2 separate regions of the Homo sapiens genome follow, and region 2 is linked to region 1. The links are chromatin contacts, found by Hi-C or POLR2A ChIA-PET in ENCODE. All regions are on one chromosome and are shown on one strand. Each heading gives the region's core, a stretch centred on a gene start or an enhancer-like site at or near the end of the contact. The rest is flanking DNA. Distances are from core to core; before and after follow the strand shown.

Region 1 (4,640 bases), core at 251-2,750:
ACTCAGTGAGGTAGGGACTGAGAGGATCTCACTTTGACAGGTGAGGAAACTGAGCTGGGGAAGGTTCACCTGCCCGAGGACAGTCAGCCTCATGTCCAGCAGCATGCCCCCAACCACTGCGCACACTGCCCCCTCCTGCAGTGGAGGTTACGTCCCCCTGCTGTGCGCCCCATGTGAACCCGTCCTGTGGGGCACCTAGAATGTTTCTAGTGGCTTTGCTATCAAAAGACTGCCTGGGGCAATGCTTTTTTATGCGGAGAGCATGAGGATAGGATGCTGGGTCGGTGCCCTACTCCCATCTGTCACGCAGTCCCTCTCCTCCTCAGGGCTTCCTGACCCTGCTCTCTCCAGGGCTTTTCTGCAGCCTGTCTCTCCCACCCACACCACCTTGCAAGCCAGCGTGTATTGGGCAGGCACCATCACTCCGGATGTCCTAGGTCACTCTGTTCAAAGACAAGCAGCCGCCTTATTTGAACCAATCTGTTTCCAGAAATAGTATCTGAGCTGCAGCATTTAATAGAACTAGTTTCCTTCCAGTCCATGCAAGTGATTCCATCTCACAAAACCACAGACTGCTTTATAATTATCCATCATGTGTTATAGTCATCTTTAAATAAAATACATAAAAATATTTTGGATGTATTATTCCACCAAGAATTAGTTTTAAAAAAGAAAAGCAAAAGGAGCAGTATCAGCTTTCCTGAGTAAAGTTTAGTACAGTACAGTCATCCCTCCCTTGATACCCAGGAAGCATTGGTTCCAGGACCCTCCCCACCATCCCACCCCCATGGATACCAAAATCCACAAATTCTCAAGTCTCTGTTATAAAATGGTGTCGTATTTGCACATAACCTACACAAATGCTCCTGTATACTTTAAATCACCTCTGTTACTTGTAATACCTAATACAATGTAAATGTTATGTAGTTATAAATAGTTTGTATAAATGCATAAAAAATAGTTTAGGGAATGTTGTTTAGGGAATAACAACAAGAAAAAAATAGTCTGTATGTGTTCAATACACACAGAAATTTTTGACCTGCAGGTGGTTATATTTATGGATGCAGAACCCACAGATACAGAGAGCTGACTGTAATTAATGTAGAGCTGAAATTTGTTCATACTATAATATTTAAATGCGTATATAATGCCTTATAGTTCTCAAAGCATTTCTCCATTGAGAAACCTTGGGGAGAGTATTGGGGGATATAGGCACAGAAGGCAGGTTGCTGGGGTTTATTTCCTCCCTCTTTTCCTCCAGTAGGCACGTTACCCAGTCACCCTGGGTCTCCTTTCCCCATCCTTAAGACAGGGATAATCATGATGCCTGAGGTCTTAGAGGGCTGTTGTGAGTATAAGTAAGTTAATTCTCGTATAGTACTTCAGCCATTGCTCGGCGCTGAGTCAACCTTGGACAAGGGTTTATTATGATTCATAACTGAATGTAATTTTTAAAGATGCCTGTGGTGTAGAACACAGAATGTGAACTCTTTCTACTTGAAGGTGGGCAAACCGAAGCCCGGAGGGGAAGTGACTGGCAATCCAGCTTCCTGCATCCAGTTCAGAGCTGGGTCCTTCCTCTGGGGTTCGTCTTCTATACCCAGGCTCTCCCCGCTGCTTTTCTGCCACTGAAAGAGGAGGCCCAGCAGATGTCTTGCCCTGGGCTGCCTGAGGCTTTCTAACCCCTGTGTGAGTCTTTGTCCTCAGCACAAGAATTCTGACATTTTCACCGTTTCTGATGGATTTGTTTTTATAAAACATTTTCACAATTTGCCTGTCTTTCTGAGTATGGGGAGTATGACAGCACAGTCGTCACTTTCGAGCGTGATTTCACTTTGTGATGCTGTAGAGTCAACATGCACAGCAGCTGCTGCAGCCAGCCTGATGCAGGCCTGTGCTTCTCACACTGGAACTTCTGTATCCTCCCTTAAGGTTTATGCCCCCTACTCCCTCCATGGGACACTCCCTCCAGGGGACACTTGCTTTTCTAGGTGTTGGAAGCCATAGGATGCATGTGCCTTATCTCCCTGAAGTCTTTTTCATTGAGAAGTTCAATAGTGGGTTGGGGGTGAGTAATCATTACTTTCACATTCCTTTATAATGCACATTTGTGGCCAGGTGTGGTAATCCCAACACTTTGGGATGCCGAGACAGGTGGATCACCTGAGGTCAGGTGTTTGAGACCAGCCTGGCCAACATGGTGAAATCCCGCCTCTACTAAAAATACAAAAATTAGCTGGGCATGGTGGTGGACACCTGTAATCCCAGCCGCTTGGGAGGCTGAGCCAGGAGAATCACTTGAACCCAGAGGGCGGAGTTTGCAGTGAACCAAGATAGCAGCACTTCACTCCAGCCTGGGCGAAAGAGTGAGACTCTGTCTCAAAAAAAAAAAAAAAAAAAAAAAAAGCACATTTGTTGACAGTATTTAAAATATAAACTTTTATTTAAGAAAACCCAGATTTCCAGCTAAAGGATGGGAAGACTGAGCTGTGTTGAGTCCGTATTCCTGCAGAGCCCTTTGGTGGACGGGGTGGAGGCTGCCCCTACAGGCAGGGCGTGCTCTTTGCACTTTGCCCCATTCCCCAGTAGTTCCTAGTGCCTGTCACACCAGGCAGCCTCACTCATTTGGAAACATGACCTCCCCTGTTTGGCAGGCCCAGGGGTGTGCCTCCCCTGCTTTAGGGCTTAGTTTTCTCATCTCTGCCATAGGAGGTTGAACTAGGTCAGGGGTGGAACTCACATCTGCAAGGCTCTGAACTCCCTTTTGAAGTGGGCATGGGAGTCCTGTCCACATGTATTTTAGAGAGTGTTTCACTATGGCACAAATACATCATTGCCTCATACTTTATTCTTCGGCAGAGATATGATTCTAAAAAAGGCCCAAATATTTTATTTTAGGATTTGTGTGTGTGTCTGCTTTTTATCTTGCCTGTGAGAAGCTAAATGGAAATTACCCCGTATTTCATTTCTATTAATTAAAATAAATTGAAGTTTGGGACTTGTCAAATTCTATACTGTCAAAAAAAGAAGGTCGCTTTGATGGATGAACCGACATAACTGGGCACCAGCTAGTCATTCGTAGCGGAATGCCCCTGCGGTGCCCAGACTCAGGGTCCTGACACCCTCCTGGTTGTTGGTGAATTGCATCCTTTGATTTAGATCAAGTCAGCTGTGAATACCATTTCTCTGTAATAGAGTGACTCATTATGTCGAATCTAATCCTTTGTTATAAAATCAGCTTTTTAAAAAGACTGAATTGTTATTTGGTGGGCAAGGCAAGCTATTAGTATGGGCAAGGGTCCTGACAGAGTTGCCAAGAGGATGCACATAAAAGCCTTTGACTTGTAGCCTCATGGCCCCTGCTGTCATCCACTAGGCTTTGCTGTGAGCACCTGCAAGGCAGGGGATGCCATGTGTTGGCCCTTGGACCTCTTTAGAAGGCTCTAAATAATGCTTGTCTTTCTGGCCCAGATTCTGAACAAATCAAACAATAAGTAAAAGGGACTGGAGAGACGGAGAAAGCTAGAGATCAGCATGTCACCTTTGAGAGCTTCTGTGAGTTATTGGAAGTGGAGGTGAGCAGGTCTGTGACTTGGGAAATTGGGGAGCAAGTGATGCTATTTACTGAAACCAGAGAATTCTGGTGGGTGATAGAGCATTCCAACCTTGTTTAGCCTGAAGGAGCTCTGGCCTTTGCCCTGTGCACCGGAGCCCCTTCTGCCTTCCTCGGGCTTCTACTCAGCCCAGCCATGGCATGATGCCACACCTGCCTGCTTCCCAAGGCCAGGCCTTTATTGGCCATTTGGGATGGCTGTACCCACGCATCCTGCACGCGTAAGCCTTTCCCTGCCTTCGCTTCACCAACAAGCTCCACTGTCACTGCCTTGAGTGGTTTCAGAGCTTGGAGCCTGAACACTTGCTTTCAACACGCTTCCTCCCCTAGCTGAGCATGGGTGAGAATTTGGGAAAGCTCTTACCTTCTCTAAGCTTGTGTTTCTTCTCTTATAAAACGGAGGGTGTCAGTTTTCTATTCCTGCCTAAGCAACCACACACATTAGTGACATTGTCTCAGTGTCCATGGTCAGGAGTCTGGGCACAGCTTCACTGTGACCTATGCTCAGGATGTTGCAGGCTGGCAATCAGGGTCTTGGCTGAGCTGCATTCTCCTCTGGAGCTTGGGGTCCTGGTCCAAGCTCATTCAAGCTGTTTGCAGAACTCACTTCTTTGTGGGTACAAGACTGAGGCCCTCAGCTCCTAGAAGTTTCCCTTCTGCGGAGACAGTTTACAGCCTGGCTGTTTGGTTCTTCAAAGCCAGCAGGAGAGGGTCTCTCTCTTTAGGAAGGCTCCAATGCTTCTTTTAAGGAGTCAGGCCCACCCAGGAGAGTCTTCCTTTTGATTAATTCAAAGTCAACTGATTAGTGACCTTAATTACATCATCAAGACACCCTCAGCTTTGCCATATGATGTAAACCAATCACAGGAGTGACTTAATCAGATTCATTCCCATGCTCAAGGGGAGGGAATTTATGTGGCATATATACTGGGGCCTGGGGATCAGGGGCCATTCCAGAATCCCGCCTACCCATGTGGAGTGAAGAACAGCTCCCTCTGAGATAATATCTCAGCTCCTTACTGAGATA
Region 2 (4,783 bases), core at 54-2,553, 73 kb before region 1:
CAGGTGTGGTTGCTCACGCCTGTAATCCCAGCACTTTGGGAGGCTCAAGTGGAGGATTGTCTGAGCCCAGGAGTTTAAGACCAGTCTTGGCAACATAGTGAGACCCTGACTCCATAAAAAATACTAAGGAGATTTTTTAAATGTAGGGTTATTTGCTTTTTACTTTATCATAAAGTTGTTGACTATTAAATTAACCTTTAAATGACTGACTGTCAAACAACTCCAACGGTCCAGCAACATGCTTGGCATTTAGCCTGTGGTCTTGTCACATGCCTGACAGCTGCCACGTACCCCCTGGTGTGGGGAACTTGGCTTATAAATTCTCAGCTTCTCGAACCCCATGGCCTTGTCCATGTTAGGTCAGGAAAGGCCTGTCCTTGGATGGTCTGGGTTATGGGGAGAGAGGCTGCCAGGGGCCAGGCTCGCTGGCCTGAGACTTTATAGACAGCCTAACAGCCTGCCCCGCAGGAAGGCTGGCGGGAGTGGAGCCCTCCCCCGTCAACAGGTGTCAGCTGTCACCCAGGACCTAGGCAGGGATGAGGAAGCACACAAAAGGCTCCACCAGTCCCCCTTTTTGTGTCTTTCTCCTCCTCCTCCTCCTGCGTCCCTTGGCAAAGCAAATCCCTGTCCCCTCGGAGAGTTCAGGGAGAGCTTGCTTAGGGCTGCGACTTCAGACACCAGCTCCCCTCTTTCTAGGTCCCCAGAGAGGTGGCCCAGCGGCTGGCCTGTTTCCCACTGGGAATGCGAGGGGCACCCGGGCCGGCCCAGGGCTGACCCACAGCAGGCTCGGGCAGTGGGTGCTCAGCTGGTCTGCACTGAACGCAACCGGAAGTGAGGGTCCTTTTCCTTCTCTGCGGCCACCCCCTCCTCCCCGAGCTTTCCTGAACCTTCTGGGTGCTCCAGGACTCCCGGCCCCGCGCTCCAAATGCTTCTCCGTTTTCTAAGCGGGGATGGGGAAACTCTGGATTCACATCCGTGTGTCAGGAAACCGTTCCCAGGGGAAGTGCGTCTGAGCTGAGGCTTACAGACCCAGGTAGGCGGTAGCGGAGGGGCCCTTGGGGTCCTGGTAACCTCGGGGAGCAGGGGAGTGACCCGCTCTGATTCGGTTTGGGCGCAAGCAAACCCAGGCCTGGCCGCCGGGCGCCTGGGCCGCGCCAACTCGCTCTCCCCCTCCCACGCCCGTCCGGCACCTCCTGGCCCGCCAAGCCCCAGATGCGGGTGTTTGTTCCAGAAAACTTTCGGCGGCGGCTCGCACTGAGCATGCTCGGCGGCGGGGCGGGCCTGGGGTCCGGAAGCTCCAGCGACTCGGCGGCACCCGCCGCTTTGAGGTAGCGGGTCCCGACAGGCGATGGACCCCTCGGGCTCCCGGGGGCGCCCCACGTGGGTGCTGGCCGGGGGTCTCCTGGCAGTGGCCCTGGCGCTGGGGGGCCGAGGCTGTCTCGGCGCCAGCTCACGTCCCCGCTGGCGCCCCCTCGGCGCGCAGCCACCCCGGGATCCCCAGGTGGCTCCTAGGTCTGGGCCCGGCCTGAGGATCCCTCCGGGGCGGAGCGGGGCGGGGCCCGAGAGCAGCACGCAGGTAAGGAGGGCCCGACCCCAGGCTCCGGTCTGACTGTAGTGGTTTGACTTTGTCTACACCGGCGGTGGCAGGGAGGACCCTTAGTATTTCGCAAAGAATGAGGAAGGGAGGGCAGGATCTGAATAGGGTGCTTCGCGGCCCTTAGGTGTATCCCGCTCACGGCCAGAAAGCTTCGAGGGAAACTGGAGACCTTCCTCGGGGTGTGGCAGCTGCCGGCTTGGACTTCACCAGCGACCCTGGTTCGAATCCTGCTCTCCATTTTACGAGCTTCGACCTAGGGCAGTTCACTCCTGTGCCCCAGTTTCCTGATCGTTGAAACGGGGCCGTCGCGGCGTCCACCCCAGAGGGTGGAAGTGGGTTAGATGAGCTCACATATGCAGAGCCCCTTGCAGAGGCCAGCACTGGGAAATTGCAGCGGTTTTTAAAAGTGGGGGCTCTTGGCTGGACTCTTAGGTGACTGAACTCTCCTGGCTGATGGATTTAGCCACTTCCTACTTCACCCTGGCCCTCCCTCTGTGGTCCTAAACTCGAAAGGCATGGATCCCTGGCTGTAGCCCTAGACTTGACCTCCCCCGACAAAGCTGGTCACCAGTCCTAGTGCCTTTTCCTCCAAATCAGCTCGGATGTCTGCCCCTCCTCACTCCCCACTGCCACTCCCTGGCTTCAGGTCCCACCACTTCACTTCCAGCCCTTGGTGATGGTTTTCCCACGTCTCCCATCCATTTTCCCCCAGACCTCTGGGGTGGTCTGTCCTGGTAGACATTCTGCCACTCCTGTCCCATGCTGGCACTCTTCTCTCCACCTTATTGCCCCTGACAGCACACCCAGGCTCCTATTCCCAGGACTGCCCTGGCCAATGGTCTGGCCCATTGATGCTGCCCTGAGGTCCTCCCACCTCTCTCCTAGGGTGGTGGGTCGTGTCCTGCTGTGTTCTCTACCCCAGGACACTTGCGACACTGGCAGAGGTTTAGTCTCTTAAAAGAGACCCTGCTCCCTTTCTGTCTTTAGGTTTTCACTGGAAAAACGCCATGTCAGTGTCCTGAGCTTTCAAAAGTCCAATGACAGAACATGTTCCCTGGGTCCTTTCACTTGCATCTGCCCTGTGAGATGGGAGTATCTGGCCCGTTTTGCAGGTGACAAAACCAAGGCTCAGGGAGCCGCGTCCCCAGGCCTGTCCTGTACTCTCTCTCTGGCCCCCGAGTTCAGAGCCTGCGTGCCTGGCCTCACCTGCTTTGCACAAGCTCTTCCTTCTGGGAAGCCAGTGTCAGAAATCCTGGTGCACATTGGCCTCTGTCAGCCACAGTGGTGTTGAGGGTGGTCCCTGCCAGAAGGGAGGGACGGTGCCTACTGGGAAGGGCCTGAAGCCATCTAGGACCATGGTGGGTGTAGAGTACCTCACCCTCAAGGGCAACCCCTGCCTTTGCAGGAATCTGGGAATGAGCACCTGTATTCAGGTGCCCTTGGCATCTTGAGCACGTCCCCTGGGCCCTGGCCCTGCCCACGCCCATCCCAGCTGTTGATGGGACCAGCCTTCTTCCGTCTCTCTGGGCCTGTCTTGCATAGCCCTTCTGCACACTGTACAGGAAAGAGCTCTGGCCATGTGTGTCCCTGCCTTGGCCACTCCCTCTTGTGGGGCCTGGGACAAGTCACAGCCCTCAGGGTCTCTGCTTCCTCTTCTGAGCAATGGTGTAAGGGCTGTTCCCAGAGCACAGTTCCCGAAGGCACAGGTTAGTTCTTCCTATTGTAATTATATGATGCCTTCATGTAATTACTTGATACCATCTATCCATCCATTCATTCAATATTATCTATGTATGTATGTATGTATGTATGTATGTATCTATCTATCTATCTATGTATCTATCTATCTATGTATCTATCTATCTATCTATGTATCTATCTATGTATCTATCTATGTATCTATCTATGTGTCTATCTATCTATGTATCTATCTATCTATCTATGTATCTATCTATCTATGTATCTATCTATATTTATTGCACCTTTGCTAAGTCCCATGCTGTGTGCAGGGGGCTGGGAGACCAATGCCTAATTGCACACAGTGATTGCTGTGAGGAGGAGGATGGGGAGCCGTGAGAGAGGGTGGAGGAAGGAGGTCATTTAGTCTGGAAGGTCAGTCAAGACTTGAAGGATGGGCAGGTTTAGCCAGGGAAGGAGTCAGGAGAGAACATCCCAAGTGGAGGAATCGTCATGGGTGTGGCCCGCATGTAGGAGGAGCTTGGCATATTCCAAGTCTCTGGCCCCCTGATGCTGGGACATCTCTTGGTGAGAACATTTACCACATTGTTTGGGCTGCTTGTCTGTTTCCTTTGCTGGACTGTGAGTTCCTGTGGGCAGGGATTTTACCTTTTTTAATTTCATCATTTGATGCCCACTGGGAATGCATTTTATTCCCCAGTGGTTCTTAAGGTGGGGCCCAGGGAATCCCTGGCGTCACTGAACCATTATAGGGGTCCATGGAGTCACAGCTATTTTCACAGTAATACTGAGGTATTACTTACTTTTTCTACTCATTTTCTCACAATTGTGCGATGGGGTTTTCCAAGGTGACAGGAAGTGTGATGTTGCAGCAGATTTAATGTACAAGCAGATTTGAGAATCCAGCTCCTTCCATTAACTCAGACATAGATGAGGTTTGCAAAAATGTAAAAAAATGCCATTCTTCTCACTTTTTTTATTTTAGAAAATAAAACAGTTTTAGTTTATTTAGTTTTCAAAAAAAAATGCTATTTATGTTAATATGCAATGGCATTGTTATTCCTATTTAAAATGAATTACTAGACACTTTAAAATATTCTCACCTTTAATTTAAAGAGAGTAAATGTTGATAAATATAATCAGCACAAACAAAAGTTTTTTGGAGTCTTCAATAATTGGAAAATGTGTAAAGGAGTCCCAAGACCAACATGTCTGAGAAATCAGTGCTCAGTAGCAAGCCTATCTGATGTCCCAAGAATTAGAGATGAAAGAAACCACCCAGACCCTTTGAAAGATAAGTGTCTATTTCAGAATGGGATCCTTTCATCATTTTCACCATTTCATTATGCTAATAGTATCATTTCGTTATTTTACTTGAAGTACCACACAACAGTAATTTAGGTTGGTTGTGATGCCAAGTTCAGTGGATTGGGTGTGTCCCAGATTTGTAGAAAAGAACAACAAAAAATCAGCCAGATATGATGTAAC

Evidence for each region. A loop is a pair of places that touch in the nucleus more often than their neighbours do. ChIA-PET counts read pairs that join two places held with the same protein, here RNA polymerase II (POLR2A). Pooled maps may share reads with other maps.
Region 2: a map of mammary epithelial cell shows a loop between it and region 1 (5-fold over the local background). The contact joins the promoter of EVC2 here to the enhancer-like site in region 1. A Hi-C loop is called at or near these places in 1 of 168 maps with a recorded cell type or tissue (mammary epithelial cell), 1 of 37 single-sample maps with no recorded cell type and 1 of 50 pooled maps. POLR2A ChIA-PET finds 5 or more read pairs at or near these places in 1 of 52 experiments (PC-3).

Annotation. Positions count from the first base shown.
Region 1 is chr4:5,632,796-5,637,435 of GRCh38, reverse strand. The region is part of intron 10 of EVC2 (EvC ciliary complex subunit 2); the gene reads left to right. Among named protein-coding and RNA genes, the nearest start is that of EVC2, 73 kb to the left of the region's middle. Within about 2 kb of position 1,500, at least 3 of the 41 ENCODE cell types and tissues checked have a DNase peak (open chromatin) inside an H3K27ac peak, as active enhancers do; they include PC-3 and mammary epithelial cell, where a contact is called at or near this core.
Region 2 is chr4:5,705,079-5,709,861 of GRCh38, reverse strand. It overlaps EVC2 (EvC ciliary complex subunit 2), which reads left to right and starts at 1,303. Exons shown (of 22, transcript NM_147127.5): 1 at 1,303-1,576. The coding sequence starts at 1,349. RefSeq lists silencers at 1,214-1,263, 1,304-1,683 and an enhancer at 744-1,363.